Regions from separate parts of the Homo sapiens genome. Here region 2 is linked to region 1. Evidence: read pairs that join two places in POLR2A ChIA-PET (ENCODE). Cell type or tissue: HepG2. All regions are shown on one strand. Links, peaks and the distances in the headings refer to the core of each region. The heading gives the core; the rest is flanking DNA. Region 1 overlaps PPP1R9A (protein phosphatase 1 regulatory subunit 9A). Region 2 overlaps ASB4 (ankyrin repeat and SOCS box containing 4).

Region 1 (15,485 bases), core at 4,321-8,320:
TCCCATACCACTATAAATAATTTCATAAATATCCCTTTCAATGGTTGCATAAAATAGCATTCAGGGAAGATACCTAAAATGTGTCACTTTTAGGGTAAGGGTATGTGACTGTTCACTAGTTTAAATAACGCTACAGAGAACTTTCATCCTTTTGAATTATTTACATAGAATACACTATGAGAAGTAGGCTTACTAGCTCAAAGGATACGAATACATCTTGATTTTTACTGGAAGAAATACCTCCTCTCCTACTATCACACTTGATGCAAAAGGAGTATTACTTTATCTATATAGTTAAGATACTGTTTTCTTAATAGGATTTAATTTCTAAATCTTCAACCATATTTGCAGTTTCACTAAATTTACAATTTTTTCTTTTAAATAAATTTTGAGACGCTGCTTATCTGCTGAATAGGACACAACAGAATGAATTACTTTATGTGACATAAACAGCAGAGCCACAGCCAAAGCTAGGTTTAAAAGAGAAAAAGGTTTGAAAACGACAAATATTCCCTACTTTGTCAACCACACAATGTTCTCCTCTGGTTGATATTTTATCAATTTCTGACCATTTGCAAACATTTTATTTTTATTCCTAAACTTCACTGGTCTCTTACTTTGAGATCACCAAGGAACTGGATAGTTCATGTTATCAATTATAAGAGAAAAGTGGCCCAATCCATACCCCGACAAGAGAACAGCTCCACACCAAAGGCTGCTGCCCAAACCCTACTGGCCAGCTCCTATATGGCTGGTGAGCAATGGATACTTTTACAACATTAAAGATCTGGCATAAGCCAATCTTATAATAAAAAAGACAAAACAAAGTTACCTAAAACTAGAAGCAGCAGCAGCTTTTTAAAAGTATATAGTCTATTCAAAAGTCAAAATCATAAATCTATTTCTTTTTCCCTTTTCTTTTTAATTGACACATAATAATTGTACATATTCATGGAATACAGTGTGCTATTTCAATGCCTGTGTATCCAGTGTATAATGATTAAATCTGGATAATTAAGATATGCAGCACCTCAAACATTTATCATTTTGTGCTGTGAACATTCAAAATCTTCTAGCTTTTTGAAAATATACACTAAATTACTGTTACCCATAATCATCCTACATTGCTGTACAACACTGGAATTTATTCCTCTCTTCTAGCTATAATTTTGTATCTGTTAACCAACCTCTCCTAGCCTCTAATAACCACAATTCTACTCTCTACCTCTATCCGCTCATGTTTTAGCTCCTATATATGAGTGAGAACACAGTATTTATCTTTCTGTGCCTGACTTAGTTCACTTAGTATAATGTCCTCCAGGTTCATCCATGTTGCAGAGAAGCATGAATCTATTTCTGAATGTCAATATTTTAATCCATGTAACAATAATTTTAATAATTTTATTATAAGAGAGCATGAAGTCAAGTGGACAAGAATATTGGAAAAGGAAGAGACAACAGAACAGGTTCTTCTAGAATTTGAGCAATGGAAATGCAAGTTTAACTAAAAAGAAAATAATGGTAGTGGTAAAAGTATAACACAACCTTGAAAGAACCTACCTAACATATTATTCACCAAAACCAGTGCTACAAACTTTCCCCAACCATCAAAATTTTCTCCATTATATTTTTTGCTTGCTGATATCAAGTTAGCTTCCAAAGATTTTAAAACTTGTGCAAACTCACTTACACTGAATATCTGAAAAAAGCTATTATGTCTCCTCCTCCCAACAGCCAAATCTTCCTCAAGATAAATATCTCATTTTTCTGAAAACTTTCTCATATCCATCCATACATGGCAATTGCCATTAGCTATTAAAATTAAGTTGAAGAATATTTAACAATCTGAAAGAAAATTTTATGATTCCATTTTTTTATAGAGTAATAGAGAAGAATTGGGGCAAGTGCCCTCAATCATAAGAAACTCTCCTCTAAGACCTATCTCACGTGCAGAGACACACACAGGCTCAAAATAAAGGGACGGAGGAAGATGTACCAAGCAAATGGAAAGCAAAAAAAAATAAAAGCAGGAGTTGCAATCCCAGTCTCTGATAAAACAGATTTTAAACCAACAAAGATCAAAAGAAACAAAGAAGTCCATCACATAATGGTAAAGGGATCAATTCAACAAGAAGAGCTAAGTATCCTAAATATATATGCATCCAATACAGGAGCACCCAGATTCATAAGGTAAGTCCTGAGAGATCTAAAAAGAGACTTACACTCCCACACAATAATAATGGGAGACTTTAATACCCCACTGTGAATATTAGACAGATCAACGAGACGGAAGGTTAACAAGGATATCCAGGACTTGAACTCAGCTCTGCACCAAGCAGACCTAATAGACATCTACAGAACTCTCCACCCCAAATCAACAAAATATACATTATTCTCAGCATCACATTGCACTTATTCCAAAATTGACCACATAGTAAAGCACTCCTCAGCAAATGTAAAAGAACAGAAATAATAAACTGTCTCTCAGACCACAGTGCAATCAAACTAGAACTCAGGGTTAAGAAACTCACTCAAAACTGCACAACTACATGGAAACTGAACAATCTGCTCCTGAATGACGACTGGGTAAATAACAAAATGAAGGCAGAAATAAAGATGTACTTTGAAACCAATGAGAACGAAGACACAACATACCAGAATTTCTGGGACATATTTAAAACAGTGCGTAGAAGGAAATTTACAGCACTAAATGCCCACAAGAGAAAGCAGGAAAGATCAAAAATTGACACCCTAACATCACAATTAAAAGAACTAGAGAAGCAAGAGCAAACAAATTCAAAAGTTAGCAGAAGGCAAGAAATAACTAAGATCAGAAAAGAACTGAAGGAGATAGAGACACAAAAAACCCTTCAAAAAAATCAATGAATCCAGGAGCTGCTTTTTTGAAAAGATCAACAAAATTGATAGACCACTACCAAGACTAATAAAGAAGGAAAGAGAGAAGAATCAAATAGATGCAATAAAAAATGATAAAGGGGATATCACCACCGATCTCAAGGAAATACAAACTACCATCAGAGAATACTATAAACACCTCTATGCAAATAAATTAGGAAATCTGGAAGAAATGGATAAATTCCTGGACACATACACCCTCCCAAGACTAAACAAGGAAGAAGCTGAATCTCTGAATAGACCAATAACAGGCTCTGAAATTGAGGCAATAATTAAGAGCCTACCAACCAAAAAAACTCCGAGACCAGATGGATTCACAGCCAAATTCTATCAGAGGTACAGAAAGGAGCTGGTCCCATTCCTTTTGAAACTATTCCAATCAATAGAAAAAGAGAGAATTCTCCCTAACTCATTTTATGAGGCAAACATCACCCTGATACCAAAGCCTGGCAGAGACACAGCAAAAAAAGAGAATTTTAGACCAATATCCCTGACGAACATTGATGCAAAAATCCTCAATAAAATATTGGCAAACCGAATCCAGCAGCACATCAAAAAGCTTATCCACTAAGATCAAGTGGGCTTCATCCCTGGGATGCAAGGCTGGTTCAACATACGCAAATCAATAAATGTAATCCAGCATGTAAACAGAACCAAAGACAAAAACCACATGATTATCTCAATAGATGCAAAAAAGGCCTTCGATAAAATTCAACAGGCCTTCATGCTAAAAACTCTCAATAAACTAGGTATTGATGGAACCTATCTCAAAATAATAAGAGCTATTTATGACAAACCCACAGCCAGTATCATACTGAATGGGCAAAAACTGAAAGCATTCCCTTTGAAAACTGGCACAAGACAGGGATGCCCTCTCTCACCACTCCTATTCAACATAGTGTTGGAAGTTCTGGCCAGGGAAATCAGGCAAGAGAAAGAAATAAAAGGTATTCGATTAGGAAACGAGGAAGTCAAACTGTCCCTGTTTGCAGATGACATGATTGTATATTTAGAAAATCCCATCATCTCAGCCCAAAATCTCCTTAGGCTGATAAGCAACTTCAGCAAAGTCGCAGGATACAAAATCAATGTGCAAAAATCACAAGCATTCTTATACACCAATAACAGACAGACAGAGAGCCAAATCATGAGTGTACCCTCATTCACAATTGCTACAAAGAGAATAAAATACCCAGGAATACAACTTACAAGGGATGTGAACGACCTCTTCAAGGAGAACTACAAACCACTGCTCAATGAAATAAAAGATGACACAAACAAATTGAAGAATATTCCATGCTCATGGATAGGAAGAATCAGTATCATGAAAATGGCCATACTGCTCAAGGTAATTTATAGATTCAATGCCATCCCCATCAAGCTACCAATGACTTTCTTCACAGAATTGGAAAAAACTACTTTAAAGTTCATATGGAACCAAAAAAGAGCCCAAATGGCCAAGACAATCCTAAGCAAAAAGAACAATGCTGGAGGCATCAAGTTACCTGACTTCAAACTATACTACAAGGCTACAGTAACCAAAACAGCATGGTACTGGTACAAAAACAGAGATATAGACCAATAGAACAGAACAGAGCCCTCAGAAATAACACCACACATCTACAACCATCTGATCTTTGACAAATTTGACAAAAACAAGCAATGAGGAATTTATTAAATAGGAATTCCCTATTTAATAAATGTTGCTGGGGAAACTGGCTAGCCATATGTAGAAAGCTGAAACTGGATCCTTTCCTTATACCTTATACAAAAATTAATTCAAGATGGATTAAAGACTTAAATGTTAGACCTAAAACCATAAAAACCCTAGAAGAAAACCTAGGCAATACCCATTCAGGACATAAGCATGGGCAAGGACTTCATGACTAAAACACCAAAAGCAATGGCAACAAAAGCCAAAATGGGATCTAATTAAACTGAAGAGCTTCTGCACAGCAAAAGAAACTACCATCAGAGTGAACAGGCAACCTACAGAATGGGAGAAAATTTTTGCAATCTACTCATCTGACAAAGGGCTAATATCCAGAATCTACAAAGAACTCAAACAAATTTACAAGAAAAAATCAAACAACCCCATCAAAAAGTGGGCAAAGGATATGAACAGACACTTTTCAAAAGAAGACATTTATGCAGCCAACAGACACATGAAAAAATGCTCATCATCACTGGTCATCAGAGAAATGCAAATCAAAACCACAATGAGATACCATCTCATGCCAGTTAGAATGGCGATCATTAAAAAGTCAGGAAACAACGGGTGCTGGAGAGGATGTGGAGAAATGGGAACACTTTTACATTGTGGGTGGGACTGTAAAGTAGTTCAACCATTGTGGAAGACAGTGTGGCAATTCCTCAAGGATCTAGAACTAGAAATACCATTTGACCCAGTGATCCCATTACTGGGTATATACCCAAAGAATTATAAATCATACTACTATAAAGACACATGCACACCTATGTTTACTGTGGCACTATTCACAATAGCAAAGACTTGGAACCAACCCAAATGTCCATCAATGATAGACTGGATTAAGAAAATGTGTCACATATACACCATGGAATACTATGCAGCCATAAAAAATGATGAGTTCATGTCCTTTGTAGGGACATGGATGAAGCTGGAAACCATCATTCTGAGCAAACTATAGCAAGGATGGAAAACCAAACACTGCATGTTCTTGCTCATAGATGGGAATTGAACGATGAGAACTCTTGGGCACAGGGCGGGGAACATCACACACTGAGGCCTGTAGTGGGGTGGGGGGTTGGGGGAGGGATAGCATTAGGAGAAATACCTAATGTAAATGATGAGTTAATGGGTGCGGCAAACCAACATGGCACGTGTATACATATGCAACAAACCTGCACATTGTGCACAGGTACCCTAGAACTTAAAGTATAATTAAAAAAAATTAAATTAAATTAAAAAAAGAAACTCTTCTCTGTAATAATCACAGCAACTTGTAACAACCTCAATTTTGCTTCATGACTGCTATGAAAATATGGACACTAGTGTGAAAAGACAAGAAATACAAAATTGTATTAGAATATATGTACATATGTATGTATAATAGCCTAAGATGAAGACTTCACCTGAAAATAACACCAGCTGGAGGTTGAAAAGAAAATTATCTGTAATACAAGGTGAAAATATGCCCACAAGATAATTATCTGTAATAATAAGTTTTTTTTAAAAAAAACGTAGGCCAGGCACAGTGGCTCATGCCTGTAAACCCAACACTTTGGGAGGCTGAGGCAGGCTCATCAGAGGTCAGGAGTTTGAGACCAGCCTGGCCAACATGGTGAAACCCCATCTGTACTAAAAATACAAAAATTAGCCGGCTGCGGTAGCGCACTCCTGTAGTCTCAGCAATTCAGGAGGCTGAGGCAGGAGAATTGCTTGAACCTGAGAGACAGAGGTTGCAGTGAGCCGAGATCGAGATCTTGCCACTGCACTACAGCCTGGGCGACAGAGTGAGACTGTGTCTCAAAAAAAATAAATAAATAAGTACACTGGGCCCCCTGCCTAAGAAGGTTTATGGGAACAAGGGTACCCTACTCAACAGAAAGAATGTGACATCTGAGACCAAAAACCTAAGCTTCTAGCTCACATTTTCTTCTTTAAGCTAGATACAAATGAGATGATGAAAAACTGTGAGCAAGCAACCATCTCCCATTATTCTCTAGCACAGCTGCACAGCAATTTACAAATATTTATTCACTTGCTTATTATCTCTTCCACTACACTGAAATTCCTGGAGATAAGGACGGCCTGTTTGTTCACCTTCAAATAGGCAGTGGTAAGTTCAGAGCGTGGCACACAGATGCCACTCAACAAAGATTAGTTATACAAATATATGACTCTTCTATATGCATTTTTAAAATTATCTGATGGTAGAGATCACTTTCTTATGGTCAGTGGGCTTTGAGTAATATTCAATATTTTTATCCTTCTCATAAGAACCCAGATCAAAGAAGTTATTTTTATGTACACTGTCACAGTAACATACTCCATAGTTGTGCGGCACCTCAGAGATAAGGTAGGCCAGGATTTTTCAAAAAGCAAGTTATGACTCAGTAAGGGTTATGAAATCAATTTAGCTCATGTCCAACTTTTTCTAAAAAAAAAAAAAAACACTAAACTGGGCATGGTAGCATGCGCCTGTAGTCCCAGCTACTTGGGAGGCTGAGGTGAGAGGATTACCTGAGCCCAGGAGGTTGCGTCACCACACTCTAGCCTGAGCGACAGAGTGAGACCCTGTCTCAAAAACTGAATATTTTATAAACAGCTAGAAAAGTATTAGAATGTACTGTACAATGTAAAAGTAAGTACTATTTCATGAAACTTTTATTTTATATATATAACTGTAATATTAATACAATATTAATACACACACACGCACATAAATGTGCCAATGCACTGCTTAGAGCAAGCTTGTCCAACCTGTGGCCCACGGGCCGCATGAGGCCCAGGGTGGCTTTGAAAGCGGCCCAACACAAATTCGTAAACTTTCTTAAACATTATGAGATTTTCTGTGATTTTTTTTTTTTTTTTTTTAGCTCATCAGCTATTGTTAGTATATTTCATGTGTGGCCCAAGGCGATTCTTCTTCCAGTGTGACCCAGGGAAGCCAAAAGATTGGACACCCCAGCTTAGAGTGTAGAGTTGTGGCCAAATTTTAAGAACAAGCATCAATCTAGACAATTACGCCAATGGTAAAAGAAGCATTAGTCTAGACAATTATACCAATTCACAAGTATTATGAATTTTCTGACTTAATATTTCAATCCTTACAGGTAAATACTAAAAAGGTACCCCAAAACCAAAAAAAAATACCTTTAACATTGTCAACCAAAGTAACATATACTCAACCATTCTTTTTCTCTTGTCAGATAATTGAGTTATGCCTGCACACCACCAAACTAGCATTTGGCTTTCACTATTTTAAATAACTGGCCATAGGACATAGGAGACATCTGCACAGTTACAATTAAAAACAAAAGCTGAGTAAAGAGCCTTACTCCTTCACCTAAGCCACCACAGAATTTGGTGTTTCCCCTGGAGAAAATTAAGAGGTAATAATGACACTTGCCTCATTGGGTATTCAGAGATCTTCCATGGGGTGACCTTGATAATAACAGATTACAAGTAACTCTAAGTCAACTGAAAACAGCTTTCTAAAAAACTTTTTTTAAGTCCACACTATCTAGAAATAACCTAAAATTACTGTCAAAGCTTTGCATCCATTTGCTAAGTAGCATTTAACATTAGTGCTTATTATCTTTTGTAAAAACCTAAGGGTGATACACTCAAACCACAAATCCCATTGAGAGATCTCCAAGAAAATTCACAGAGACAGCACTGATTAACAGCTACACTCTCCTATAAAGACTCACTAATGGAGATATACAGGATATACCTGGCTATTAATAAACTGAATTTAATACAATTTATTGCAGAAAAACTAAAAATGTAATCTGGCACTACAAATATATGACAAATCTGATTAACAAAATAAAAGAGTTTGCTCAAACAAGTAAACTCTAATAGTAAACCAACTGTCTCTCCCTTCAGAATTTGCCCAGAAAGCACCATAAACTTGATCTAAACAACTCAAATTCTATCACTACAAATGTTGATGTTGGCTGGACATGGTAGCTCATGCCTATAATCCCAGCACTTTGTGGGGCCAAGGCGGAGGAATCACTTGAGGTCAGCAGTTCGAGACCAGCCTGGCCAACATGGCAAAACCCCATCTTTACCAAAAATACAAAAATTAGCTGGGCCTGGTGGCACATGCCTGTAATCCTAGCTACTCGGGAGGCTGAGGCAGGAGAATAGCTTGAACCCAGGAGGCGAAGGTTGTAGTGAGCTGAGATCACGCCACTGCACTCCAGCCTGCGCAACAGAGCGAGACCGTGTCTCACAAAACAAAACAAAAACTGTTGATGTTTTAAGAAGAAGCACTACTCTGAACATCTAAATTAAATGGATTCTGGAAAATAAATCAGTCTAGAATTTTCAGAAATGTTGAAAAGTTGAAACAGTATTCAGAATACTTACACTAGGTCATTATTTCATTCTAAATATGACTGGTGTTTATTTTGGGAAAAGCACTCAGCGAAGAAACCACTGAATGAAAATGAATGCAGCCCACAAAAAAAAGATCAAGATAGAAAAAAGTGTCGAGAAATGAATTGGCAATGTAAAATTTTTAAGCAGCCTCCAAGAAAAGGAGTAAGTTTTTAGGAAAAATACTATCATGCCTAGAATTATTTATCAGGCTTTCATAACTTTACTGAAGGAGAATCTGTAATATTTATTCAGTCTTTCAAGCATTTATTCTTTCAGTAGCCATTTACATGTCACATAAAAATTTAGTCTACTCTATAATCATAAATCAATTAAAAACATGCAGGCTCTATATTTAGTAGATAGCCATAATTTGGCTTTTTGGTACAATTCAATCTCAGGTAAACTGAAACAATTTACTCTCCTAGATTATTCCTTAGCTAGGTATCTTATAAGAAATCACTTTATGGCCTAGGAGAATTATGCCACTCCCCATTCCCTATCCCTCAACGTTCACAGGCTTTGCATCACAATCTACTTTGAAGACACTGGAGCTAAACACTCACTTTATCCCCTTCATATCAGTCACCACAAGAAGCCCAAGATGGGCCGGGCATGGTGGCTCACGCCTGTAATCCCAGCACTTTGGGAGGCCGAGGCGGGTGGATCATGAGGTCAGGGATTCAAGACCAGCCTGGCCAATATGGTGAAATCCCATCTCTACTAAAAATACAAAAATTAGCCGGGCATGGTGGCACGTGCCTGTAGTCCCAGCTACTCAGGAGGCTGAGGCAGAAGAATCGCTTGAACCTGGGAGGCAGTGGTTGCAGTGAGCCGAGATCACGCCACTGAACTCCAGCCTGGGTGACAGAGCAAGATTCCATTTCAAAAAAAAAAAAAAAAGAAAATGAAAAAGAAGACCAAGATACCCAAGTCATCCTTCACCACCTAGCCTCTTATCACCATAACATTCTCTATATCCCCTGATTTGGCCTCATATCCCAACCATCCTCTCAGGAACTCATTGTCAATTGTCTACAGATTGATAAACAGTCTGACTTGTTAATCTTCAATTTAATTATCTCCTCTAAATTCTCTCCTGAACTCACCCCATTCAAGCTTTTGTCCCACCTCTCCATGAAAATGACTCCATTCAAAGATTACCAATGTCTTCAATGTTGCTCAATGGTCAATTCTCATCTTAGTCGAACCATCAGCAACATTTAACAAAACTGATCACCCCATTTTCTTGAAACATGTTTCTTAACTTGGCTTTTGGGGAACCATCTACCTCAGCTATTCTTGATGGTCACAGTTGCTCTTCTTGGTCTACTTTGCTGATTCCTTGTCTTCCCAGCCCCTCAATAATGGAGAGCTCTGGGGCTTGTGACTCGAATCTCTTCTTTTCCTATATTCACTCTCTAGTGACAACTGCCAAATTTCTCTTCAACCCAGACATCTCCCCTAAACTGCCTTTCGAACACCTCAATTTGAATGTCTAACAGGCACCTCAAGTTTAATATGTAAAAACCATATCCTTGATCCCCTCTTACTCCCACAAGCCCCCATATCCTTCAGTCTTCCCCACTGTAGGGAAAGGCAATTACAGGATTCTAGCTGTTTAGACCAAAAACCTGGCTGATATCCTTTACTCTCATATACCATAGCCAATCTGTTAGCCAAGTTGGATCTACCTTCCCAATATATCGCAACACACACTTACTTATTCAATTCTCATTTATTCTCTAGATCCCCAGCAAGAATATAACCTACATAAAGAAGGGACCATGTCTGTTTTGGTCACTGTAGTATCCCCAATACCTAGAATAGAGCCTGACACCAAGCAGATACTCAATAAATACATGTAGAGTGAATGATTAATAAATAAAAGATTCCAGATCCTTGATTCCATTCAAAATAACAGCCATCCCATCAAAGTAAAACATTCCCTGAGGCTGAAGTTAAAACAGCCTTACTCCCTGCTAAAAAGAACCTCTTTTATTTAATGAACACATATATTCACCAACCACAACCAGTCAAAACAAAATATGCATTAAGAATAAAACATGTTAGGCTGAGATAGGTGGATCACGAGGTCAGGAGATCGAGACCATCCTGGCTAACACACTGAAACCCCGTCTCCACTAAAAATATAAAAAATTAGCCAGACGTGGTGGCACATGCCTATAGTCTCAGCTACTCGGGAGGCTGAGGCAGGAGAATCGCCTGAACCCAGGAGTCAGAGGTGCAGTGGGCCGAGATCACACCACTGCACTCCAGCCTGGGTGACAGAGCGAGACTTCATCTCAAAAAAAAAAAAAAAGAATAAAACATGTTAAATATAACAGATAATGTATTATGCATGACTCACCAAAGAACTAAAATCCAACATAATAAACAATGCCGTAATAATTTTTGTATTATTTTATGTTATTAATAATTTAGTAGGTATTTTAGTTTTCTGTCCTGTACAATACCAGTCATCACCATACTTGACAGATAACAGATAATTTCCCAAATAAACTTTATATCATAAGCCCTTATCAGTCTCTTTTAAAGACAGAAAGTGATTAACTCTGTTAATCAATGCTGGCTAAAAAAAATACAGGAGCACTAACCATTTTGTAACCAAACCTGAACACACAATCCCTGATATAGAGACATAAACTTAATAATGACCCAACATTTAGAGAGAAAAGAGAAAGTAAAGAAAGAGGAAGACAGAGAAACCGGGGCTACTTTCTAAAATAGTAATCACTAGGGGAATGAATAACCTGAAATTGTACCTTTATAATTGAGAGGAAGGGGTTAAAAATGTACAATTAATAAATTACTGGTTTTTATGAATGACCAGTGACATCTTCTGAGAAGACCCCAATCCAGCTAAGCAAAGATAACCTATTTCTTTCAAACTGATTTGGGATATATTTTCCCACAGAAACAAAAATATCAACTCAATAAATGGAAATTGTACAGTTAATACTTAAAGTACATTTGGGTGAAAAATATTTGTGAACTGGCCTGGGAACATAGCCAGTAATTTTTGTACTGCTTCAATAAGGAAAAAAAAAATGTGTTCTGAGTTCCAAACAGCTGTCTTACACATAAACTTCTGAAACACAACTAGCTCATGTTCTGGAAACTGTGTATACAGGTTATATTTCAAGGGATTCAATTTGGCCCACAGCATTTCTGAATATGTTTAAGAATGAGTCACTTTACACTAGACCTCTTCCACTCAGATGCAGTTTCAAAGACCTCTAGCTTCAAGGATCTTAATCCTTAAAAAAAAAAAAAAAAAAAAAAAAAAACAAAAAAAAACTACAGCCTGTCCAGAGGTAAATGGAAATGTTGAACATTTTATAAATCTGCAGCAAAGCTAAAAGAACAGCTTCAAGCTACCAGGCTACTTTTCTTCATCTATGAATAAACTAGAGTAAACTTCCTTTATCACAGTGATTCATATCAATTTTTAGGTTATAGCACAATGTCACTGCTTATTTGATTTTGAGACCAGAGTATGTTATATACTAAGATTCTTCTAAAGACTGCAACACAGTATTTTTTTTCCAAATTAAGAGAAGAGTTCATTTTTTCAATAATTTAAAAATGCTAGCTAAACTTATCTGAAAAGCTCCCTAAGGGTCCTGAAAAATATGGATTAAGAATCATTTATATATAGGGACATATCAGATACTATAAACTTTCCTCTCAAATTCTATTACTGCTTACCAGAGCCCAGGATCTTAAAACTACAATCAATTTCCTGTATGGTGTCTATATTTCCTCAAATTAAAACACCATTTCTGTTTTCTCTTCTCTATAACTTTCTCTTCTCTATAACTTGTCTTGACTTATTTATGAGTTATTTTAATGTGCCTCTACTGAACAACTCAAATAGCTGACTTTAGTGATTGAAAATGCTGTTATCCAGTCAAGACCAGCTTGACTGTGGCAAAGACATTTATGTACGTTTCCCAGGAGTTAAGAAAATAAAACAAGAAGCGTCAATGTTTTTTTAGAAGAGAAACAAGAATGAAACTGTGTTGACCTGACGTAACTAAAGAGACCCATCACTGCCCCAGTGTTTCTTAGATGAATTAATCAGAAGAAAAGGACATGCTCTTGTTCTTTTTCCAACACCTTCCTCTGATACATCATCCACTCTCACACTACAATCCAACACAAAGATCTATTTTTATTGGACAGCTCGTTCCATTTGGATGTCCTGTCATCAAACTCATTGCAATATATAAAGATAACACTCAACTTATCCAAAACTAAACTTACCATTTCATCTTATAAAACTATTCTCCTAATTTCCATTTCTCTATCTATGATTATCCTGGTGTCTCTGGCTAGGAACTTGTTTACCATTTACATCAGAAATGCCGAGACTGCCTTTAAAAATGCAATTTCTGTCCTCTTACCCAACCTGCCAAAATCAGAACCTTACCAAGCTCCTTAGGCGATCCTAATACACACTCAAGTTTCAGAACCTCTATCTCAGATTCATCCTTAACTCATGCAGTTCATCCAATATCACATCCTTCATCTCTCAAAGCCTACTATTGTTGCCAGAGTGCAGGATCCTAAAACCACAATCAATTTCCTAAATGGTGTCTACATTTCCTCAAATTAAAATTTCTGAGGTCAGGCATAGTGGCTCATGCCTGCAATCCTAGCACTTAGGGAGGCTGAAGTGGAAGGATTGCTTGAGCTCAGTAGTCTGAGACCAGCCTAGGCAACATAATGAGACCCTGTCTCTACGAAAAATAAAAAATTAGCTGGATGTGACAGCATGCGCCTGTAATTCCAGCTACTTGGGAGGCTGAGATGGAAAGATCACTTGAGCCTTGAGGTTGAGGCAACAGTGAGCTATGATTGTGCCACTGCACTCCAGCCTGGGCAATAGAGCGAGACATTTTCTCAAAAAAAAAAAAAAAGAAAGAAAGAAAAAAAATAAAATTTCTAAAACACCACTTTTGTTTTCTCTGTTCTATAACTTGACTTATATACCATAAATAAAGGTCATCTTCCTAATTCTGACACTATCTAATCCCTATCTCTCTCTTGTCCCCTATGAATTATCTACTCTGATTACAAATGTTCATTCAACATGCTAATTCCTATCTCACTTACTATATTCATTTTAGTCTGTCATTCTCCACCACCAACAGTTCAACTCTCCAAAATCTATAACGTTCACTTTTTTTCTTATCCATCTATTCTTCAAGGGAATGCTTAAGTCCCAAACTCGCTTTTTGGTTCTCAACACATGACATCATTACAATTCAAGGCATTTTTTTAGCCTATCATTCTCTCTACATCTCCTAAACAATAATCTTATTAAATCACTTTTTAAAAATAAGCAGTTCAGCCCTTTTCAACTCTAGTTTATAACCTAAGGTAGAAAATAACTTAGTAAACAATAACCAAAATATAAAAACACATTATTTTTATGATGTGGTAGATATATTTCTTGCTTCAATATTTTGTGGAGGTTTCTTGTTTTCACAGTATTTAAGACAAGGGACAAAATCTCATAAAGCAAAAAAGTGAAGGAAGTGAAATCTCAGCATTGTTTTAAATGACTGAAACATCCTGGAAAAGTACGAAGTAATTTCTACTTCCGGTTTTTAAAAATATATTGTGTCCAGGAAGTCATTATTTCCTTACCATTAAGAATCTATTCATTCCATTGGTCTTTATAACTGTTATGGAATGGAAAGAACATGAAACTTGGATTCAGTAAGAGTGTATTAAATTTAGAATGGGATGACTTTTTGACAAGATCCTCTAACTCTCTAAGATCCAGTCTCCCCATCAGTAACATGGTAGTTACCAGGTCCCATGACTTGGCAACACTTAATAGTCAGATCACCTAAATCCTAAAATGTTCCAGGTGCTCTCAACCTGTCTTCAGATTAATCTTCCTCTAGGCTGCCAGTGTACACCTACTGCAAATCTACTTAATCGGCCATTCATTCTCTTCTTGCTCAGAAAGGCCAGTTCCTGGGAAGAAAACTCAAACCCAGGAAACACAGCTGGAATAAGTTAGTATCCTAGTCACTGTGCTAATGCTAGCAAAATCATAAATCTATTATTCACGGGATAATGCTTAGCTACTTGTGACAAATTGAAGGTTGAGAAAATATTTGCACAAAGAACCATCATACCAGCTGAGTCAGGGCCAAGGTAGAGGTCACTGCTAGAGAACAAGAAGCCTGTCACATTTGCAGGGAAAAAAAAAAAAAATTGGTCCTAACAGCATAAGTTAGGAATGCATTGTTTCATCTAAGAAAGGTTGTTGCTTTTCTCTCTGGTCAATGTTTGATTTGCATTAATGTAATAAATCATGAAAGTCAAAATCAATGTGAATCTTATCCACTTACATAACTAGAACTAAAACTTAGATAAACTACCTAATAAAAATAACAAGACCATATATACACAGTACAAAAGACCAGTAATA
Region 2 (15,485 bases), core at 4,704-8,703, 520 kb before region 1:
TCAAAGAATTCAACAAATAAAATGTAAGTGCCACAGAGGAAAGCTACAATGTGCTATGAGAATACAGAACATAGCATTGGGACCTAATTGATTTTAAAGGAATTAAGGAAGACTGATCCTCAGAAGTGAAGTCTGAACTAAGACTTCGCACAGGAGTAGAAGTTTGCTCGGCAAAGAAGAGGAGCAGAGCATTCTAGATAGCAGATATGCTGTATTTGCATCCCCAGCCTTTTCCCCTAACTTAGCACCTGGAATAATGGCATTTAGGTCTTGACTCTCTAGAAAAAAAGCCAGTTAGATTTTTTTTCGGAGAATCTGACCAATCTCAAGGAAAAAAAAATTCATAAGAGACTATGTCAGAGATTCCTCAGATGAAAGGTGCAGCCAGATACCCTGCAGCAAAAAAACAAACAAACAAACAAAAAACCTCTACGTAGATAATTAGATTCCAAATCAGCTTTTAGTGACTCGGATCTTAAATATAGGCAGACAGCCAAGGATTATAAGACATCTGAGGAAAACCTCTAATATAGTTGACAGAGACAATAAAAACAGAGAAAAACAACCTAGAAAAGATCTCCCAGCAAGTAGAGAATAAAAAACATAAAATAGGAGAGACGAGACAATACAAGATAATTAGAGAAACAGTCCAGGGAGGTTCGATATCCAAATAATAGTAATTCAAGAAAGAGAGCATATAGAAAGCAGAAGAAAAGAACTCACCCAGGAAATAATTCAGGAACATTTTTCAGAACTGATAGACAAGCAGTTTGGAATTGAATGGACTCAGTACAAAGGATGAAGATAAACCTACCAAGACAGTTCATTGTGAAATTTTAGAACATCAAAGACCAAAAAAAAAAAAAAAAAAGAATCTAAATTCCCCAGAGAGGAAGATAAAAATTCACATAAAAAAATGAAGATGTAAATGGCTTTCAATTTTCCAGCTGCAGTACTGGAAACTAGAAGGCAATGGGGCAATGCCTTCACCATGCTAAAAGAAAATGTTTATGAATCTAGAATTCTACTCTAAGTCGGGGGTAGAATTCATGCACTGGGGTGCATGTATGGTCTCATGCACCCTTTCTCAGAAATGTACCAGAGGACATATCTAACCCAAACAGGCAACACACCAAGATTTAGGAAGACTTGTGGTCCAGAAAACAGGAGAGAGGAAAAGGGTGTCCCTGGGATGATAGGGAATGGGAATCCCAGGATGACAGTGGTTCACCAGATGCACATCAACCTGAAACTCATTGGAGCAGGTCTGAAGACTCCAGAAGGAACTTTTTCAAGAAAATAACATTGATAAAATACCCACTGAGTTTAAATATTTCAGAAAAGATTAAAACTATTGTCTGACCAGGTACAATGCCTCACACCTATAATTCCAGCACTTTGTAGGCCTAGGCAGGAGGATCACTTGAGGCCAGGAGTTGGAGACTAGCCTCATCAAAATAGCAAGACCCTGTCTCTACTAAAAATAATTTTTTAAAAATTAGCCAGGCACGGCCCATGTGCCTGTAGTCTCAGCTACTTGGGAGGCTGAGGTGGGAGGACTGCTTGAGCCTGGGAAGTCAAACCTGCAGTGAACCATGGTCATGCCACTGCATTCTAGCCTGGGTGACAGAGTGAAACCCTGTCTCTAAAAATGAATAAAGTAAAATAAAATAAAAATATTGGCAAAAGCTTTGAGGTTAAATAGCAATGAGTATGTAGAAAATTAAGCAAAAGAATGAAATAAGACAGTTTTCTACAGAGATAACAAACATTGCACAAAAAAAGAAACTATCATAGTTGACCACAAGCCTCATAGTTATAATATAACATCATAAGGGACAGGGAATGAATAAGTATTTGGGGGGGGGGGGACACGGATAGAGGAAAAGGAGCCAGATCCTCATTTTCCATTAGAATAAATCAATAGATTCTCATAAAGCTGCTTCTATTGCTACTTATTCTTTTCCACTTTTATGGATAAATAAATGGTATTTATTTAGTAATTTGGAGCTAAATACCAAACTAATCAGCTCAAGGAAGTAAAAGTGGTTGCCTCTGAAGAAGGAATAATCTAGTACTACATTTTTCATTATAAACCTTGAATATGGTATCTTCTTAATGTCTTTTAAACAATTTTCATATTTCTTCCACCTCTTTTGCTAAATATATTTTCTAGGCCCCTTAAATTTCTTGTGATATTATAAATATATCTTTTCTTACATTGCAATTTCTAGCTGCTTATTTCTGGTATACAGAAATGCAATTGATTTTTGTATATTGATCTTAAATGCACTACCTCTTCTGAACTCAGTTACTAGTTGTAACCATTTAATTGTAGATTTTCTTGGATTTTCCATGTAGACAAACATCCTGTTTTAAATAACGGCCATTTTGCTTCCTTCTTTTCAATCATCGTACATTATGTATTTTTCTCTTCTCTTTGTGCCAGTTAGGACCTCCAGGACAGGGCTGAAGAGACTGTGACGAGAGCAGAAAAGTTGTTTCATTCGTGATTCTAAAGAGATGCTTCTACAATTTCACCACTAAATAGACTATCAACTTGAAAGCACTGCTTAAGGTTGTGTTTCCTGAAGTGTGGTATGATTTTTCGTGGAACATGCTTTACGGGACTGGAGTAACTGCTGACTGACTAGGTGTGAGATAGGGACTGCAAACTCATTTCAAGTTCACTCACTCAGAGCAGAATGATTGGAGGCAAGTCTTCTGGAAAAAGCAGTGACCAGAAGACACGGCCTTTTAGAGTCATTTTCTGCCATCTGAGAACAGAGGGTCTCTGAGCAGATGGAGGTCAAGAATTTAATTGCCTTTTATTTGCTGTTACTGTTACCCTCAGTGTATGTCAAGGGATTTTGGGTTTCAATTTTTTATAGTAATATCAAGTTTCCTTTAAAATTGAATTTCATAAGTAATATCAATTTGATGACAACATTAAATTCATATTGCACAGGTGGTACTCACAATACAGCAGATGTGGCAAAAATCCTCAGGGTGGTTTGCAAATGTCTAACATGGTCAGATTTATGCTATTACAATGTATAACGCAGAAGATGAAAAGATGGAACGCGGTGAGGTGGTAAGAGCAGCGTCTGTCCAGCAGGCATATCTATTTCGGATTAAAATGAAGGCCAGTGACATCTTGCCTTACCATGTTCCACTTCATTGACCAGGGAATTTCCTAACATGTGGTTGACTTGTGTCACTGTCAGATAAAGTAGCAGGGAACAGTCTTTTAAAAGGCATGGTCCCCTTTACATTGCCCCCATGTCACTTTCTGCTAAGGAACATTTGAATTTTTATGGCTTTCCTGCAGTAACAAATTTTCCTCCTACTGTCAGGATTTGCTTCATGCAGAGTAAAGCGGGCAGCTTTCATTTTCCTCTTACGAATGGAATAGGTAGAAATAATATGCTGCTTAGCAGCCACCTAAACCTGCCCCGACTCTCTTTATTCATAGGGAAATGCAGGATTCAAGGAGAGGAGGTTTTTCAGCAGGGTAAATAAGCCTTCTCAACTGATGAACATTATTTTACTAATACCAAAGGCAACAAAGGCCAGGAGATGGGGGCATTAAGTAGAAAGGCAAACAGAAAAATAACAGACAAAATCCAGCATGGGGACAAAGCAGGCTCTGCAACACTGAAAAAATAGGGGAAAATCCTTTAAGAGAAAATTGGGTGCAATTTTTTGCCTCAATTAGCCTTTTCCACAAAGAGCACTTTTCCACAAAGAGCCCATTAAATAGCAAATGAAATTACATCGGTTTTCAGTTGCCATGGCATTGGTTCTTCCTCTAACGGACTTCTGTGGTCCTGAGCTTAATGTTAGCCTGACGTATTTTCCTCGTCTATATGTTGTCTCAATTCCCTCTGTCCAGCTACAAAGTGATGTATTTGAGTTCTCCCCCAGAGTATCTGTGACATAATCTAAGAGAGAGAAAATTTAGCCTTTGGCTATACCTCTAGAGACTGAGAGGGTAAAACTGATGAAGAGCAGCATTTCATTAACCATGAACCACACAGTTTTCATTTATTAGGTGGCAGTGGGTCCCCATCCATGCACTCAGGGCTTCTGGAGCCATTCCCAGATCTGTCAGTAATCTCAGTAACTATTTATTGAGCACTTTCTATGTGCCAAGCGCTGTCCAAGAAGCTGAGGCATAAAAATGCAAAGGAAAGAAAACAAGATGCTCACAGTCTTTTAGTTTCCAGGTTAGAAGACCTACCTGCAAAACACTTACTTTCTCCTCATGCATAAGATGGGTTGAAATTTTACCCAGTGATCTGATTCACAGGTTTGTTTTCTTATTTATATATCTGCCAGCTGCCACACTTTAAAAAAAATTATTCTAGCAGCAAGGATCTAAAATAACAGATTTGCCTTTTTGAAATTGCTTAGCTACAGTTAAACATTAGCTATAATATCAAGTTTCACTCTGATATTTTAAATATTATTTTGATATGCATAGTCACATATAATTTTCAGAAAAATACATCTATACAGTCCATACTGTCCCATAAGCTGCTTTTTACAACCTTCCCATGTGAATGGACATTCCTTTAAACATCATTTTAAATATCTGCATGGTATGGCGGTAACAACATGAAATTTTCTATTAGATATGTAAGCATTTTTCAGTTTTTCAGTAATATAAATGACTCTCTGAGGGCAAATAGGAATCAAGCAATTTTTTGAGACTCTAAATACATTTAAAAATTAAAAGTGCCTATCTATATATTTTCAATTGTGGTACATTTTAAATGTTTTTCTTAACCAATCAAAACTTCTAAGATGAAAATATAAGGTAAAATAAGTAAAATATACTCTAACTGCATTATTCTGAAAACTCTTACAGAATTAGGAGAAAGTCTCTAATTTCTAGTGTACTGCAGGTCATGTGACCAAGCACAATTCTAAGTTACATGATCAGTGTCTTTCTTTTTCTTTCTCCCCAGTTATCTCTTTGACTTTAGGTATAACCTAGTTCAGAGATAACATCTAAAGTCTGAATTTGAGGCCCTAAGTAAATGACAGCCCTGGGTAAAATGGTCTCCTGCCTAGAATTGGTCCCTAATCCTAGAGGCGAATTTTCTAAGTTACAAGAAAGTTTTAAGCTTTTGATATGTGTTATCAATTTGCCCCCCCCCCGCAGGCTGGTACCTATTTACATTCTATTAAGCGTGTGTAAGAGCACTTCCCTATGTGTTTGTCATATATGTATTATCTTTTGTATGCTTATTAACGTAACAAACAACAACAAAATAGCTAATTGTCATTTTAATTGACATGTTACTGATTACCAATGAAGGCTATCATTATGTCATATATTTATTTGCTGTTTATATGATTTTTCTTTTTTTTCCCTTAAATATTCCTGTTCTTGGTCGTTTTGTTCTTTTTCTTTTTTTACCTCTTTCTCTCTCTTTTTTTTTTAGTTGTTAGCCTCATTACTTTAATTGAAAAACTTCTGCGTATAGTAAGCCCTTTGTCATATAGTCTCAAATATTTTCCCCAGTTTTATGATTGCCTTTTAATTTTATGGTGTTTGCCCTTCTGAAGTTGAACATTTTTGCTTTCTCTAATTTATCTCTATTTTCTTTGTGAATTCGGCCTTTGATGACATGGCTTGAAAGAGTAAGTGGATCTTTAATGGACTTCTATTCTCTCTCCTTGATTCTTATAAGCCTAATTCATTAGTGTCAGCCTACAAGCATTGCCCAAGCTTCCCCCTACCTCTTTCTTCCTTCTCATCTCTAGGTAGTCTCCCTCTGTTGACAAGAACAAAAGAGATGGGGAATAACTGTACCGGCTGGGAAAGGTGACACCTCTAGGGAGTGAAAGGTTGGCCACTCTGTCAGTTTGTGGTTGATGAAGTCACATGAAAAGGCCACAATGTAAAAAGTTAACAAAGTTTCAGTTACACCGGATGATGAATAAGTTCTGAAGATCTAATGTATAGCAGGATGACTATAGTTAGTAACACTGCATTGTTTACTGGAAATTTGTTGAAAGTAGATCTTAAGTGTTCTTATTTATGATTAAGATGAAAAGATGGAATGCGGTGAGGTGGTAAGAGCAGCGTCTGTCCAGCAGGCCTATCTATTTCGGATTAAAATGAAGGCCAGTGACATCTTGCCTTACCATGTTCCACTTCATTGACCAGGGAATTTCCTAACATGTGGTTGACTTGTGTCACTGTCAGATAAAGTAGCAGGGAACAGTCTTTTAAAAGGCATGGCCCCCTTTACATTGCCCCCATGCTACATTCTGCTAAGAAACATTTGAATTTTTATGGCTTTCCTGCAGTAACAAATTTTCCTCCTACTGTCAGGATTTGCTTCATGCAGAGTAAAGTGGGCAGCTTTCATTTTCATTTCATTATTACGAAAAGTGAGACAAAAAATGTTTTAATTAGAAAGTTAATGATTAAATTAATATATAATTTCTAAAATTCCTTAAACTCTTAAAAATAAAAAGCTTGCATGTTTAAACTAATTAAATTTAAAAATCAATAAAGATAAAAACTAAATCTAAACATAAATGAATGAGTAAATGTGAAGAGTGGTGATGGCTACACATAGAAAATGTGAGTAAGCTCCAAATTATGCCTAACCTTGTCCCTGTAGCTTCCTTCCTAAGTGGGAGGCTGCAAAAGCGAAGAAGAGCACAATTGCTGGAGGGAGGTCACAGGTCACTATTATCTACAGTTGGAGATCAGAGGAAAACCTTGTGTGCCAAAGTAAGTGATTCATAGAAATAACAGTTGAAGATGTATGAGACAGGATAACTGAAAGGTTCCAGTCTTTCAGAAGTTGAGATGAGATGAAATCCAGAGAATATGGGATACAGCCTCATTTTTAACAAGTGAACCAAAGAAGAAGGAGAATATGCTGGGCTGAATTTTTTCTTCCCCTTCATTTCCGCAGGTTGAAAAGATCATGGCTTTTTTTTTTTTTTTTTTTTTTTTTTTTGAGACAGATCTTGCTCTGTCACACAGGCTGGTGTGCAGTGGTCCAATAATAGCTCACAGCAGCCAGCCTCAAACTCGTGAGCTCAAGCAATTCTCCTGCCTCAGCCTTTCGAGTAGCTAGGAATACAGATGCACCACCATGCCTGGTTAATTTATTTTTCCTTTAGTAAAGATGTGGTCTCACTATGTTGCCCAGTCTGATCTCAAACTCCTGGCCTCAAAAGGTCCTCCTGCCTCAGCCTCCCCAAAGTTCTGGGATTACAAGCATAAGCCACGGCTCCTAGCCACATGGCATCTTTTATAAGTCCAGTAATCCTACTACATTTCTCTAGTAAGTTTCTTCTCCCATTTTTTTTCTCCCGAACCTCCCATTCCTTCTCCATTCTTATGAAAATGTCTATGCTTTCTGCTCTCCTCTCATTTTTTGGCTGGTGACTTTGACACATTGTTGAGGGGAAAAACCATCCGAACTCCCTCATCGTAGCACCATCAAATCTATAAATATTCTGGCATTTAAAACCATCTTTTACTTTGTCCCGCTTCTTAAAAATGAGGATGCTCCCAGCTACTTGGGAGGCTGAGGCAGGAGAATGGCGTGAACCCGGGAGGCAGAGCTTGCAGTGAGCCGAGATCGCACCACTGCACTCCAGCCCAGGCGACAAAGCGAGACTCCGTCTCAAAAAAAAAAAAAAAAAAAAAAAAAAGAGGATGTATCCCGTAGTCTCTGGATTTAATCTCATCTCAACTTCTGAAGGACTTTCAGTTATCCTGTCTCGTGCATCTTCAGCTGTTTTCTTTCTATGAATCATTTCCTTTAGCACACAAGCTTTTTCTTTGATCTCCAACTGTAGGTAAGTCTTGCCTGTGACCTCCCTCCAGCCCCCTCCAGCAATCATGCTCTTCTTATGTTCACTTCTGCAGCCTCACTTCTTTTTACCAATTGTTTACCTGTGGCATCTCTGGTTTCTTACCACCCATTTGCACTTTATACCATTCAAATCTGGCTTTTAACACTGTTTCACCAAAACTATTTTTGTCAGTGATAACTCTGTCACCTAATCTAATGAACATCTAATTAACCCTGGGTAGCTATCACTATAGCTGGCCACTCTCTGCTTCTGGAACCTACTACCTCTTTCTTTGTCCTTGTGTTGCCAAAATACTCTTGGTTTTCTCCAATTTTACTTATCAGTATATCTTACTCTCCTTTACTGGTTTCTCCTCATCCTTCTAACATTGAAATGTTAGAATTCATTGGGGCTTTTTCATAGATTCACTTTTCTCTATATATACTCTTTATCCAGGCGATTCCATTGATTTCCTTGACTTCAAATACAATCTATAGGCCAACAATTCTGAAATTATACCTTTAGTCCAGGGCTCTGTTCTGAAATCTATACTTTTATATAAAGTGCATCCTTGACATTTTCACTGAAGTTTCAAAGAGATATGAAAACTCTCATACTTAAAACTGATCTAGGAGGACTCACTCTATCTGATTTCAAGACTTGATACAAACCTGTGGCAATCAAGTCAGTGGAGCATTAGGGAAAAAAATAAAAAGATATATAGGTCAATGGAATAGGCTGGAGTCCAGAAATAAACCCATACATATATTGCCAATTGATTTTTGACAAAAATACTAAGGCAGTTTGATGGTGAAAGAATATTCTTTTCAACAAATGGTGTTGAAACAACTGGGCATCCATATAAAAAAAGACGAACCTAACCCATAACTTATACCATATAAAAAAATTAACTCAAAATGAATCCTACACCTAAAAGTAAAATCTGAAATGACAAAACCTCTAGAAATAAACATATGAAACAAATTTTTTGCTAGGAGGAAAAAAATTGGTAAATTGAATTTATCAGAACTAAATACTTCTTCTCTTTGAAAGATACTGTTAGGAAAATGAAAAGAAAAGCCACAGAATGAAGAGAAATACGTGCAAACTATGTATCTGATAAATGACTAGTATTCGGAATATATATCAAGAACTCTCTCAAATCAATAAGAATACAGGCAACCCATTTCTTTAAAGGAGTAAAAGTTACAGACATTTCACCAAAGTAAATAATATACAGATGGCAAATCAATACATGAAAACATGTTCAACATCCTTAGTCATCAGAGAAATTCAAATTAAAACAATGAGATACCATTACAAACATATTTAGAATGGCTAACATTCTAATGATCTACCCCCCAGTAGAGGGACATTTAGAATGTTAGCCAATATGTTAGCTATTCTAATATGTTTGTAATGATTGCAAACTGATGTTGCCCACGCTGAACTCAAACTCCTAGACCCAAGCAGTTCTCCCACCTTGGCCTCCCAAAATACTGATATTATAGGTGTGAGCCACCGTGCCCAGCCTAATTTTTTTTATCTCACATTATCAAGTTCTGCCAAGCAACTGGAATTCTCATACATTGCTGATAGAAATACGAAATGACAGAACTACTTTGGAAAACAGTGTTGCAGTTTCTTATAAATTTACCACATAGCCATCATCCCACTCCTAGGTATTTATATAAGAGAAATAAAAAGTCCACATAAAAACCTGTATGCAAATGTTTATATCAGCCTTTCTTTGAAAACTGACAAAACCTAAGGACATTCCAAATGTCCCTCTACTGGGGGGTAGATCAATTTTGTTATGTGTATACAATGGAATACTACTCAGCAATAAAAAGGTCTAATTTATTGGTCCATGCAACCATATGGATGGATCTCAAATGTATTATGCTAAGTGAGAGAAACCAGACTCAGAAGCCTACATATTTTATATTTTAATGTATATGACATTCTGAAAACAGGCAAAATTATAGGGACAGAAAACATCAGTGGTTGTCTGTAGATGTAGAGGGGGAGAGGACTAACTACAAAGGGCATCAGGAAACTTTTTAAGATGATTGGCATGATAGTTTCACAAAAACAATATTTCTCAAAATGTTAAATTGTACTGTTAATTTTGCTGAGTGAAAATTATACCTCCATAAACTGACTTTTTAAAAAATGGATTTAATGATTATCCCTACATAGGTGCCTCTTCCTCAAGTTTCTTTACCTCAAAAAATGGCATCACTATCTGCCTATTTACTAAAACCTGAAACCAGGCAATGATACTTGGGACTTCCTTTTTCCTTCACACCCCACCCACATCCAATCCATCTCTGAATCCCAACAATTCTACTTCCAAAATGTATTGCAAACCCATCTCCTAAACTTCCTATCTGAGCTTGCCCCTGGTGCAAGCCACCATCTTCTCTCACCTAGACTATTACAATAGCTTCCCTACTGGTCTCCCTGCTTCCATTCTTGTCTACCTCCAATCTATTTTCTGCATAGCTCCAGAATAATGACTTTAAAGGAAAATTAAATCATGTCACTGTCTTACTGAAAACTTTTTTGTGGCTCCATTTCAGAGCCCTACACTTTGACCCTCAAAGGCCCTGTAGGATCTAACACATCCAATGTCATCTTGTAACACTCCCCTCTACCCTCTTGTCCTTCCCACCCTACCCCACACCCATGATACTCTGGTCATAGTAGCCCTCTTCTATCTGTTTAATATTCCAAGTTTTATTGCTCTCTTAGCAATTTTGCTCAAGCTATTTCCTATAGCTAGACCCCTCTTCCTCTCGGCGTTCTTTTTTAATGGCTGTCTCCTTCCCATTTGTTTTTTGTTTGTTTTTGTTCTTTGTTTTTTGTTTTGAGACAGGGTCTCACTCTGTCAGTCAGGCTGGAGTGCAGTGGCATAATCACAAGTCACTGCAGCCTTGACCTCTTGGGATCAAGTGACCCTCCTACCTCAGTCTCCTGAGTAGCTGGGACCACAGGTGCATGCCACCATGCCCGGCTAATTTTTTTTGCTTTTTGTAGAGATGGGGTCTCCCTATGTTGCCGAGACTGGTCTCGAACTCCTGGGCTCAAGTGATCCTCTCACCTTAGCCTCCAAAACTTCTGGTACCACAAGCATGAGCCACAGCACCTGGCCGTCCTTTTCATTCTTAAAATTTCAGCCTACCTAGCATAATATCCTTAGAGAAGACTTTATACATTTTATAGTAATTCACTTCTGACATCCTCATTCATAACTCCTGTTTTCTCCTTCAAAACACTGTCCCAATTTATAATTATATATTTATGAATTTATTTTGTTAATATTTGTCTCCCTTATTAGAATATACTTTCTTTGAGGGCAGGAGTATTTTCTCTTTTTCATTGACTTAGTGCATTACCTGATGCATAATAGGAGCTAAATAAATATTTGTTAAGTAAATGAGTAAATGAATGAACTTCCTGCTATTAGATAATAAGATTTTAATGTGATCATCATTGAATTACCTGAATCAACAGAACTATGTATTTTTTAGGGCCTTCTGTACTAGGCATAATTGCATCTTTATGCTTACTACATCATCTGGGGTAGGTAGGGGTCACAAAGTCTTGAAACCATGAGTGTACAAGCAGACAACAATGTTGGCCACCCAGAAAGGCTTACCTCTCCAAACCAATTGCTTGGCACAGAGAATGGAACTTGGAGTTGTACAAAAGTGCAAAGCTGTGTGTCCACTTAAGGAGTAGCAATTGAGCTTTGCCCCACGATCACAGAGGATCTTAACACAATCCACATTGGCCATTTCACAAGCCACGTGAAGAGGGGTTTTCCCATTGGGTCTACAGTTGATTGTAGCATTGTGGTCCAGTAGCACCAGAAGACATTCCACATGGCCAAACAAGACAGAGAGATGGAGGCCTGTGGCCCAGGAAGACTTCAATTTATAGCTAGGCAACCAGTAACCTGAAAAAAAAAAAAAAAAGGAAAAGGAAAGTTTAACTTCTTGACCTAGGCTTTCTCCCTGTTTTGTGAGGATTTTTACAAGTATTTTATTTTGGCCACATTTATAAAAGTGGGGTGGAGAGGGGATGACAGAGGTTTTAAACTAATAGCTAATGGGTCTGCAAGCGTTTTGTTAAATAGCATATTCTGATATTCATCAGGGGAACAGGCTTTCTCAAGCTCTCACTGTCTCTACTGTTTCTTATTACTGTGTCTTGTTCCTTTATTTACTTTACCTTTCTAGGTCTTGAAGGCATTTAAGTTTGGGATCTTCATTTATGTAATTGTATTTTATTTTGCATGCTGAGTTATTTGAGATGCTTCAAGGATATTTTTTTAAAAAACTTTCAATCATTGAGAGTTTGTCTTGAATGATTCCAAGGCTGTCAGTTGCAAGCTTATAATTTTTATTCTATCCAAAATCTTTTTTCCTATAGTTGTTGTCAATCCAACATATGAATATATTTAATCTTTTTAAAAAAATTATCACTCCAAGATTTTATTTGCCTGCCTGTTGATTTATGCAATATCGCTTTCCAAAGACGAATTTAAGGCAACTCTCAACTTTCACACACTTAAAGATTTTTTAAACGATTTAGAAAATAAGGGCAAAATAAAAAAGTAGGAAAATAAAAATGTCAAAAGTAAGACAAATACATACACAAAATATAAACTGTATCCTATACACTAGAATGGCATTGCAAATTTGCCTTTGAATTTCCTAGCAGCCAAAATAAACAGGAAAATAAGATATGTTGCATAATTAACTATGTCTACAAGCCATACATAAATGATTGGGCAGGGGAAGCATAGATGTGCCTAGAACTGAGATCTTCAATAATTTTTCCCATTGGTTTTTGGAAATGTGCATTCTCTCTCTCTGCCTCTCTCTCTCTCTTTTCTCCCACTGATCTCTGACTTCTATACGCTGAGCTGGTCTTTTTTCTATAAATCTGCAACTATTGCCACATTTGACAAGCTATAACTATGATGACTTTATAAACCTTCTTTCTATGTCAATGCCAATAGCCATAGCATTTAAGCTTTTATGAATGGAGAACGGAAAATAGGTACAGAAAGAAAAAATACTGAGGGCAAGAAGATGAAGAGATAGTTCTTCAACAGTCACAGCGTAGAAGTTACTTTAGGGCTGAAACAACAAAATAAATTTTAACATGGATAAATCAAAAGTTTGCTTATAGATTATAAAAATTCCACTTACAAGTACAAAGTAAGCAGAATATGATTTAATGGTCATTTATTTGAGAAACAACCTAGGGATTTGAGCTGTAATCTCAAAATAAGCCAACAGTGGGATGGTACTGCCAAAAAACTAATACAATCTGAAACTACATTAATAAAAGTGTAGTGTCCAGAACAAGAGAAGTAAACATTGTATTCTTCACTGATTAGATAAGGTCATAAGAAATCTAGAATATTACGATGACTGCTGGGCATTGCCCCTTACAAGAAATGATGAACTACTAGAGGGTGCTCTGAGGATGATGACCACATTAAAAGTGGGCCTGGTGATCAGGTATTAAATTTCTCTCATTTAAGTGAAAAACACTAGAGACATGCCACTCCTGGGTATTTATCCTATAAGCATAAACACCCATGTGAAATGTCCTAAAGGACCACTGTATTGCACAACTCCACAAAAAACAACATTTGCATTGTACTCTGTGAAATGTGCTCCTGGACTTAGGAATCTTGACAACCTGGTCTACATACAAGAACATGCACTACACTACAGCATTGTTCGAATGGTTAAACAACCTCCATGTTAATTGATAGGAGATTGCTTAAATAAATTATGATACATCCGTCAATCAAATACTATACAACCATTAAAAAAAGGGGCAGTTCTATATAGACTGAAATGGAAAGATCTCAAGATATATTACTGAATGAGAGAAGCAGGGAGCCAAACAGTATACAAACTATGCTATCATATGCAAATACATTTGTAAACACTGAGAACACGAAACTGGTTATAGTGGTGGCCTCCAAGAAGAACTGGGGGGTTGGGGGATCAGGACAGAAATGCACTTGTTCTTGTTACAAGGAGGTAACATACCAAGTTACCTCCTTGGCAACTTCTAAATTTAGTATCCTGTGCATGTATTGCTTTTTAACAAAAATAAATAAAATCAAAATAAGCTATTGTCTCTCTGTCCAGAGGGGAAAAAATAATTTAATTTAAAGAAGCTATTTACAAGGTTGTGCACAGTGATTAATCCCACAGGAATGAATGAACTCAACCCAAAGTTTGTCTGTCTTTCTGTAATGTATCCTCCAACCTAGCTATACACACACACACACATACACACACACACACACACACACACACACACTTTCATCTCTTTTTTACTCCATTCAGAATTCTAGAGCCATCTTGCTTTCTCTCTCTCCCACCTTTCCCTTTATCCAAATCTCCTCTTTAAAAAGAAATCCAGTTATTTCACATTAAGGTCTAATGGACTGAGGATTGTTTAAAGTATGATCACTCTGAGGATTATCTGAATTTATAGAAGAATCTATATTCAGCTAATAGAATTAAATTCTAATATATTACTTTGAGATTCCAGACACTGGGAAGAGATGGTGTTGGATTATATGGACTTTCCATGGCAGAACTAAGTAGTGTCATAGACAGTCTGGGCTGGGGAGCATCAACTCCACGCCTCGTGTGTATGTGTGTGCAAATTGATATGCACACACAATGTATGTACATATAGATTCATTTATACATTTCTATTGAGTTATGTACATTGAATCTCTGTTCCGAGCAGAGTTCCTAAGCTGTATGTCATGCAGCTTGCTTTTGATGATGAACGAATCACATTAACTTCAATACTTAATCAGTCATTTTAATACTCAAATTTCCTCAAAAAGCAACTGGCAAAAACAGTCTTTCCTAACTGCCTAAGAAGTTGGTTCCAGGTCTGAAAACCAGGATGTGTTTTGCCTGCTGATTAACAGCAAAAATTAGGCAGCTCTCTGTGACAACTGATTGGAAATTTGCGCCTGCTTCTGCAATGGGAAGAAAAATGATCCCAGAAAGGAAGCAGCAGAGAGCTGATTAAGAAAACACCATTTTGATGTAAAATCAAAGAAACACAGAATGTTAGCGCTGGAGGGAAGATTATCCAGTCCAAGCCTTTCATTTTCCAGATGAGAAAACTGCCACTTTTTCAGCCTGCTAGAGCCATGAGTTGCCTGCCTCAATCCAAACTCATGGACTCAGAATACCCGCAATGCAGTTTTCATCTGTCTTTGTCTTTGTGGAAGCAGAATAGAATTACCTCCAAGCCTGCTTCACAAATCACAAGGAAAGGAAGAAGATCCTCAATTCATCTGTAATATTTCACATCTCTGATATGGAAATGCATTTGCTAGTTGAATTTTTTTCCTCCTCCTAACTTCCAGGTAGCACCTAAAGACTCTATCCTGTTCGTGTATTATGTGAGTCAGTCATCCTTGGCCTCTCAGTCAGTTTCTTCTGCATCTCCTGTAATCATAAACATTATCTGGTCAATCAGGCTCACAGACTACAAGGTCCTGGAATTCAGCCAACTCCCAGAATGGAGTTGTGGTTACAACTCACCTCTCCTAAGATAGGAATGTGTGTAGGTAGGTGGTA

What was found. Peaks named below come from ENCODE experiments on the same cell type or tissue, not always from the same donor. Only the 100,000 strongest peaks of a DNase experiment are listed, where the experiment ranks them.
Region 2: POLR2A ChIA-PET joins it to region 1 with 5 read pairs; 1 of 35 experiments calls an interaction of 5 or more read pairs at or near these places.

The regions. Positions count from the first base shown.
Region 1 is chr7:94,972,193-94,987,677 of GRCh38, reverse strand. The region is part of intron 2 of PPP1R9A (protein phosphatase 1 regulatory subunit 9A); the gene reads right to left. Among named protein-coding and RNA genes, the nearest start is that of PPP1R9A, 72 kb to the right of the region's middle. In HepG2, for the core only: no CTCF peak of the experiment used is centred there; a DNase peak (open chromatin) is centred at 6,697; H3K4me3 peaks cover 563 bases.
Region 2 is chr7:95,492,073-95,507,557 of GRCh38, reverse strand. It overlaps ASB4 (ankyrin repeat and SOCS box containing 4), which reads right to left. Exons shown (of 5, transcript NM_016116.3): 2 at 11,501-11,800. Among named protein-coding and RNA genes, the nearest start is that of ASB4, 14 kb to the right of the region's middle. RefSeq lists an enhancer at 6,159-6,208 and a silencer at 6,507-6,801. In HepG2, for the core only: no CTCF peak of the experiment used is centred there; DNase peaks (open chromatin) are centred at 6,717 and 7,787.